Linked DNA regions of Homo sapiens: region 1 is linked to region 2. A link is a contact called in ENCODE Hi-C data. All regions are on one chromosome and are shown on one strand. The core of a region is the stretch at or near the end of the contact, and the rest is flanking DNA. Distances in the headings are between cores, read along the strand shown. Region 1 overlaps MEF2C-AS1 (MEF2C antisense RNA 1). Region 2 has its middle 5.0 kb from the start of MIR3660.

Region 1 (4,486 bases), core at 883-3,382, 750 kb after region 2:
TCATCATTTCTTTCCTTTTCCAAAAGAACAGGATACACAGAAAATAATGCACACGTAGTAGAGAGTTGAAAGCCTAATGCACATAGGAAACGGACCCCTCCAAATCAGCGCATCAGGCCACCAGATATCAGTCTCGGGCAGGCGTTAGTCATCATTTTCTTAAACGAGCCATGCTCTTCTCCCAGGATTTATGCATCTTCTTCCCCCTCTACATAAAGAATTAGCTGAATAAAGTAAAAATAAGAGGACTCTGGGGCTGCAGATGGCTGACCAGCTGTTTCTGGGTGACACCCCATGAATCAGTGCCTCATCGAGCTTTAGTGCTTCCATGTTTTGGGGGCAAAATATTCTGCATTTTGGAAAACTAGTTCATGGAAAATAATACAGCAAACTAACATTTATAGAAAACCACAGTAATCTTGTAACAAATGTCCTAAATTATGTACTCAAAAGCAGATCCAATTTTATACCCAAGGTTCTCGTCTACAGAGCCTGTAGGACACTTTCTTGTTGTTGTTTATAACTGCAGCTCCTCCCAACCCCCAACTCAATTGCTTCTTTTTTTAAATGATATACCACTTTATATAATATACCACACAGAAGACAAAATTTCAGCCTGTAGAAGAGGTTCGGTCTGGGAGCAGCAGGAACATGGAATATTTAAAAGATTTTACTTCCATATCCCCTTTGGATATTTCTCTTATATATTTTCATTTAGTTTGGTGTTAAGATTAATGCTACATTTGAAAGCCTCCTAGTTTCTTTTTGAACAATACTTATTCCTCAGTGCTTAAGTGCAATGCTGGGGGTGTGGACAAAATAAAAGTAGAATGGAACTTTATATTCCAACCTCTCCCACTTTCCTTCAAAGTAGAAGTTTCTGGCAAGGCAAGAGTTTCACTGAAGCCTTTCCTGGTTGTCCTCTTCAATTTTAGATGATTGCTTGATATGAATATCTCTAACAGGGTATATTTTAATACACAGAGTAGCAGAGATGGCTTCAAATGCCTATTATCAGAAAAAAAAAAGGCATTTGTGTGATGGGGAAATAAGAAACCTCTGCAATCACTTTTATTCAATGAAAGCCATTCCTTTGGGTGGGAGAGTCAAATGCTAGTACCCACACATGCTGCCTGCATACCAGCACAAGCCGGAGGAATGCAGATTTCTGTATCTGAGAACAGCTGCTAAGTAAAATGGAACGTCCAACAGATGGCTGCATTGTCATTATTGGGGGAGGAAGAGAGGGGAGCTATTTTGGTTTTTCTGTTGAGTGTGTGTGTGTGTGTGTGTGTGTGTGTGTGTGTGCATGCACCCATGCACGTGTGTGTTTAATAGGATGTGTTCTCTCATACCTGTGTTCTCTACTACCTAGATCTCTCTGGTGCTATCAAAGACTCTTAATCACTTTGATTCTTAGAATTAGAACAGACATTGGGGATCGTTTAGTCATTTGACATTTAATGGAGAAGAAGAGAGAAGACCAAAGACACATAGCATATTGGAGCCAAGACCAGAACTCTTACATTTGGCCTGATTACATAGAAGTCCTACATTCTATTTACTTAAGGATCAGTACTGAGCGCAAATACCAAAGCTCAAGAAAAGGAAACACTACAGCAGTTGCAGTTTCATAGTCTGAAAAGTACGTGTGTGTGTGTGTGTGTGTGTGTGTGTGTGTGTGTGTTCAAGTCTTCTGATGGAGTTGCTTTGCAATTCACATGGAGGAAAGAAGTAAGCTATTTTGTAAGTTAACTTATATCTGGTCTTTATTATACATTTTATTAGATGTTTGGAACATTTTGACTTATGGTCTCCCAAATTAAATAACAAGCTATAGAATATGAAGATTCTCCTCCAGTTTCATACTTCAGAACACAAGGAGTTAAGTTTCAAGTCAAAGCTACTGAAAGCCATTCTTAAGAAGCAGACAGGAAAGTGTTGAGATCCCATCATGACCTGTCTATAAAGGTCTCCATCCCACTTCTGATGGTAGCTTTGGGTCAGTTGTACAGTCACATGGCTCACCCATTGGTTCATGTTTTTTTCCAGAAATAGAATCAATAGAGAACAGACAAACCCACAGTTGCCAGTTTGTACAGTCTTGTGGTTTCTGTCAGGGGCTACAGACTCGAGCAGGTCTACCAGATAATGAAGGCAAACTATTTCAGTTCCTGTGGGTCCAGAGTGCCTTGGCAGAGTTCTGGTTTCAAACAAATGAATAACAAATTAAAAGGTACAGTAAAATAAGGCGGTGGTTAAAATATATGAACTAAAATCAATGTAGGAGAAACGTAGTTAAAAACCCTGCATTCTCAGCAATAGCCTATGATGTATTTTGTTAATCTCTTAAAATTTATGTTAAAAGCCTTTTAACAGAAAGTCAATATATTTGGGTGGTAGAGCAAGTATATCATCCTGTACTGGTGGTTGCATTAAATACTATGCATAGGCTCCACTGTCTGTAGAAAATGAGCAGGGGTCCACCCAACGGAAGTTCCATCTCAAGGAGGTCAGACGCTTTTCCCAAAATGGACTGTGAAGCCAAGCTCAGCATTACACTCTCCTCTGCCTAGGTTCCCCACTGACGTCAACAAGAGTTCTGAAAATGAAGGGGGATCAGAATACCAGAAGCATAGCCTAATAATAGAGCAAAAACGGAGAGCAGATGGAAAATAAAGCTTCTCGAATAAAGTGTGACCTAATGTCATAAATTTGTTGGGGAAAAGAAAACAACAACAACAGCACAGCAAAAAGGTCTGTAAGCAGACTTACTGGTGTGAAAACTCTGGAATATGGCAGACTAGAAAAAACACCTAGCTACTTAGAAACCTTTCAGTAAAGGACTAAAAAGTAAACAAGAAAACATGCAAAATCAAATTTTGGATGAGTTCGAAACACCACTACTAATTGTGTGTAGGGGCAAAAAAGACACAAAAATAGAAGTAGAAAATTCTAGAAACAGGGTTTTAGCAGCTTCCTTTGCACATTATTTATGCATACACTTATTCCTTGTATCTTCAACTCACCTGGAACAATCTGCTGCCCCCACAGATGGGCAAGCTTGGAGTGACTCAGGCACAAACTTGATACATGGTGGTAAAAATGAGTTGAAAGAATGGGCCCAAAGTAAAAGATGTTAAAAAGGGTCCCAGCCACACACTAATCTCCTAGAAGGGCTCACCATTTACTCCTGCACCCTTATACCCTCGTGTGTGTGTGTGTGTGTGTGTGTGTGTGTGTGTGCGCGCGCGCGCATGCTGGCGTGCGCGCCAAAGTCTCAGTACAAACTTCCTGGGAATCTTTACTAACTGTATACATCTCAACAGAAGAGAGATTTTTAGATCTACTTAATAATTGGACTTAGAAACTTACTTTTGATATGGACAAAGAAGGTCTCAAGATGTTGAGTGAAATATAAAGAAAAATCTCAAATTCAATCCCTAAATATTTGTTTTTCTATCTGGCAATCATCAAGATGTTTTTCTATTTGATGAACACTCTGTTTTCTCAAAGAGTGGGCTGTTGGTTGGGAAAGCGGAGGAGGTGAAGTTTTAGAGTAGGGCTGCATTTTCTCTTTATTTTCATTGTTTAACCACTGATGGGATTAAGGCAGGGAAAGCTATCTTTTTTAAAATGATTTTCTTCTTTCGGTTTTTCACTCTAATGGTTCTTGGGCTTTACCTCTATCATCCCATACAAAGAAATATTGTTTCTTCAGGGTAGCCTTTCTAGGTTCTGCCTCCTCAACCTCTTTAATCTGTCTAGCCAGCATTTTTCTTTGAGTCTAATTCTTGCTCTGCCTGATCCTTTGAACTTGATATTTTAGAACCTCCCTCACACCCCGGGGAGCTCGCTCACCTCAAACTTTACCTTCATTTACCCTTTGCTCCTGACCCCGTTACTGAGAGTGAGTCTAGTTCATTCCTTGTCGAGTTTCCATGCCCGAGGCCTCCTGCCAGCACCCACCACCCCCAGGAGAAGTTATTGGGCGCTCATCTCTGCTAGGATGGTCCTCAGTCAGATAGAACACAGGGAACTATTCTAAAATAATGAACTCACAATATCGTGTAAATGCATAAAATTAGCAACATAAATATCACAGAATTTCAGGCTTTGAAGTCTCCTAGAGATCATTCACTTTACCGTGAAGAAAATTAGTACTCAAACCTGGTTGATAATCCATGATTCTTGTGGCAAGAGAGTAATACAATGTATATAAAAATGTTTTATAAACTCTATACACCATACTGTATGCATTTAAAAAATGACTATTCGTCTTCTGAGTAGTTTGTGTGAGTTACTCCTGAGATGCTGCCATTACTCAAAATGTTTTAAATCTCTTCTTTAAAATTGTCATTTGAGGCAGTTCAGATTGTCACTGTATAGTCACATCTCGTTTTTATCAATAAAGGTATTATCCAGGGCTCAGACATTCATCTCAGATTTTATCTTAAATGTCTTTGAAGGCAGAAACCATGTCTGT
Region 2 (4,107 bases), core at 1,321-3,820:
TACTAGTGAGGAGACTGGCTCTGAAGTAATGTCAACAGCAAATGTCAAATCAGAATGTCCTAATACAAGGAAAGCTTAATTTGGGGTTTACAAGTCAATGGAGTTACCCTTATAATTACTCTGTGGGACTTAAAATGAACTAATAAAATGAAGTTCCAGCATGTTTCATAAATGTTTATTACATATATGATCCCTAGGTATTATATAGTATATACTACATTTCTAAACATTGCAAAATAATAATTTATTCACTTAAAAGATATTTATTGAGTTATTGCTGTCACCTGCCAGGAACTGTTCTAAACAGTGGGAATATGGTAGTTACTGAAACAATATCCTGTGCTAATAGAGCTTATTTTCTAGCATTACTGTATTGTGCATATCATATGTCAACTTGTTTGTCTCAAAAATTTGTTTCAGGATTAATCCATATACACATAAATTATTTTATGTTTTTGGTTGAAAACATAAAAGTATACCACAATTAACTGCACTACTCATAAACTGAAACATTCTTCAATTTTCTTTTATTATAAAGGATGCATTTGTGCCTGTGTCTTCTTGTGTATATGAGTAAGAATTTTTGTCTGGTGTGTAAATTTATGTATTTGCTGGGATAAGCTAGTTTTGCTGCCATAGGAAGCAACCTCCAAACCTCAGTGGCCTAACACAAGAGAAATTTTTTATCTTTCTCACATAAAATCTGTTAACAGGTTCAGATGATCCTTGAGGACAGCTCCTGACCATGTATGTGGCTCAGCATTCTGAGGCTGACTTGATTTTGTGTCCCCTACACATTAGCATATGCTTCCAAGATCATCTTCACAAGGCAAGATGGAGCTTGAGAGTCTTACACTGGCAATTACATATCCAGCAACACATGACAACATTGTTTGACTGTAAATTATTGGCTAGAACTAGTCCCACCCAAAGACATGGGGACTAGGAGTTTAATCCTTCTATATGCCCAGAAGAAGGAAAGAATATTTTCTCAATCTATCTGTGGAATTGCCCTGCCATTGAGTAAACACATTCTACATTTACAAGATACTGGCAAATTTATCCCCAAAGTGATAGTTCCAAGTTTATATTCCCATCATATGGATAGAGGATCCCTGTTTTCTCACAGACTCACCAGAGCCTGACATTGTCAGGCTTTATAAATGCTGGGCAATCTGATGCATGTGAAATGGTATCTCATGGTTTTAATTTGTACTTCCCTGGTTACTGGTGAGGCTGAATATTTATTTAGTTTCTGAAGTTTGCCTTTAGGGAGGAAAAGAGTGAAAGTGGGGTGGAGGTAGATATGAAGGACTTTAAATTTATCTTCATTGCTTTATTTCTTGAAAATATGATTTGAAAAAAGTACAGAAAAATGTGGGCAATTGTTAAATTCAAATAAAAATACGTTAAAGTAGCCTTACTCTTTTTGGTTACCACATTAAAGCAAGTTTAAAACTTATAATTGTTTTTAGAGCCACTTTTGCTTACCTCCAAGCTTGGAAACATGTTTTACTGTAACCCTGGTGACAAGACACACCCACAGATTCCCAATAAGTGCTCTTGAGACTTAGTACCTTTGCCCAACTTCAATTTAACTAAATCTCTTGGGATTTGGCCATCAGGAAAAAGAACATACTTGCTTTAATTCCAGTGAAAGTGAAATTGTTCTTGAGAATCCATAAATGTGAGAGTCTATGAGAAAGAGTATAGTGGATCTTTCTGACATGATGGATAGAGGAGGAACATTTACAGAGAAAGCAGTTCACTATATTTACCATCTGAAAAAAATACATATAAAAGCATTTAAACTTTGGACTTATTTATTATTTTTAATGTATTTTTATTTACATATGTGATTTTTGAAGAAAAATATAATCATTTCAAATTTAATATTACAGGTTAATTCAGCTAATTGGGCTACTCCACAGGTAAATATATTTTTTAGTCTTAATATCTTTGTAATTGAATTTGAAACTAAAATGTATCTGCTTTTTATTTTCCCCAGAGAATTTTTGTTTTAGTAATAAATTTCTTCTGTGACATACAGTCATATACTGGTTGATTTTGAGAGTTTCTTGATTTCCAGTAAACAACGTACTCCAAATTCTGATTTAAAAGATTTGTTTTGGTTTTTCTCCGGCTTTTTCTTTCCAGTGTTTCAGTGTGGGTTTTCCACATTTGATCTGACCAAATTTGGCCTCATGTCTCTGAGTTTTGGGTAGTTAAAGAAACTGTATTTTGAAATTAAATTCTTCCTTATATTTTTCTTATCTGTGAATGTTCCCAGAGTTTAATTCTTGGCCATTTCTCTTTCTCTTTTGTATGCTTTCCCTGAATCAACTGTGACTCATGGTTTTGACTTTCACTTCCATGTTGATAGCCCTCCTCTTTACAGAACTTCTTCTATTTATGCTTTGGTTAGGTTCCAAAAGGTTGGTTTAAGTCTGTTTGCAAAGTGACACTTAAAATGAGTAACTGCTAACACCCTCTGATGGTACCAGGCAAAGTTGATTGTTTTTTTTTGTTTTTTCTCCTTTTCCTGGCTCAGCGAGTTCGTTTGAGTCATAAGAGAAACTTTTGTTTCGTTTACCCCAGCTTCAAAATTCTATATATCTCAGCTGCTTTTGGGACTTACTCCCTTTGTGCACTATCTCCTCAAACTAAACATATTAAAATTTGAGATCATTTTCATCTCAAATAAGCTGTGACTTTCTCTCTCTCTCTCTCTCTCCGCTGCCTTTATTTATTTATTTATTTATTTATTTATTTATTTATTTATTTTAAAAGTAGATGATACCATTCAATTCACTGGAACTCAGAGTCTCCAAAATGCTTATTCTTCTTTCATCATTTTCATTTCATACATTTATTTGCATCAAATCCAGTTGTTTCTCTGGAGTCTTACATTCTTTGCCAGACCATGATGGTGGGCTGTACATTCAACATCATGCATTAACTACTGTAGTTTCAAAATTAATCATCATATGTGTTGAAAACTATGGCAGAGTGCTACTTCTCTCAGTCTTCTATGGCTCCTGTGTCTTCTACCTACTGCTACTCCATCTATCTTCCTGCAAGGCCGGTTTTACATGCTAGTCTTTGGCTCAAAAGCCTATATGGACCCATGATTATTACTGGATAAGATTTAGACTCCAAAGATGGCATAAAATGCCACAATAATTGGATTTACACAAATAGATAAAATTTATTTTCTATCTTTATATAGGGAATCCTGAATTTCATGAAATTCGGACATTTGCTCACAGATGCAACTTGCACATTTGCTACTGCAAGCTTTTACTCATTCTGCTACTGGCCCTGGATTGCCCTCACCCTCTTTTCTCATATGAATCTCATTGATATTTTAAGAACCTGAAATCCTTCTTCAACATCTTCAGTTTTCAATGCCCTCATTTGTTGTTATTTATTTGTTTATTTTGAGGCAGAGTCTCACTCTGTTGCCCAGGTTGGAGTGCAGTGGTGCGATCTCATCTCACTGCAACCTCCACCTCTGGAGTTCAAGTGATTCTCCTGCTTAGCCTCCCGAGTAGCTGGGATTATAGGCGCCACTCCACCATCCCTGGTTAAATTTTGTATTTTTAGTAGAGATGGGGTTTTACCATGTTGGCCAGGCTTGTCTCAAACTCCTGATCTCAAGTGATCCACCCACCTCGGCCTTCCAAAGTGCCAGGATTACAGGCATGAGCCACCACGCCCGGCCGATCCCCCATTTTAAAATCATTTTATTATAAATGCAACACAAACTTAGAAGATTTCAAAAGTCCAGGGAATCTTCACAACGTTGGAAAAAAAAAAAGCATACTACCATCTCATCTAATCCTGAATGATTTACTTTGACTTTCATCATTATTTTCATGATTTCATCATTATATTGAGTTTCAGATACGTCTTACTTACTACCCAGTTCCAACTTCATACCTTCAGCTGCATATAGAACTTTCCCACCTGTATGGCCATAATCTCAAGCAATTATTACCGTTTTAACATATTTTTCCAGTCTTTTTAAAAATATGCATTTTTATATGTTCAATGATTTTATATTATAATATTAGGCAAAATGTAAAACAAAACTTGTAATGGCTG

Evidence for each region. A loop is a pair of places that touch in the nucleus more often than their neighbours do. Pooled maps may share reads with other maps.
Region 1: a loop to region 2 is called in a pooled map, with 5 times the contacts of the local background. The contact joins two enhancer-like sites. A Hi-C loop is called at or near these places in 5 of 37 single-sample maps with no recorded cell type and 3 of 50 pooled maps.

Annotation. Positions count from the first base shown.
Region 1 is chr5:89,269,202-89,273,687 of GRCh38, reverse strand. All of the region lies in intron 7 of MEF2C-AS1 (MEF2C antisense RNA 1), which reads right to left. Among named protein-coding and RNA genes, the nearest start is that of LINC02161, 310 kb to the left of the region's middle. RefSeq lists enhancers at 1,729-1,778, 1,809-1,948. Within about 2 kb of position 2,132, at least 2 of the 41 ENCODE cell types and tissues checked have a DNase peak (open chromatin) inside an H3K27ac peak, as active enhancers do.
Region 2 is chr5:90,019,659-90,023,765 of GRCh38, reverse strand. No RefSeq gene overlaps it. Among named protein-coding and RNA genes, the nearest start is that of MIR3660, 5.0 kb to the right of the region's middle. Within about 2 kb of position 2,570, at least 7 of the 41 ENCODE cell types and tissues checked have a DNase peak (open chromatin) inside an H3K27ac peak, as active enhancers do.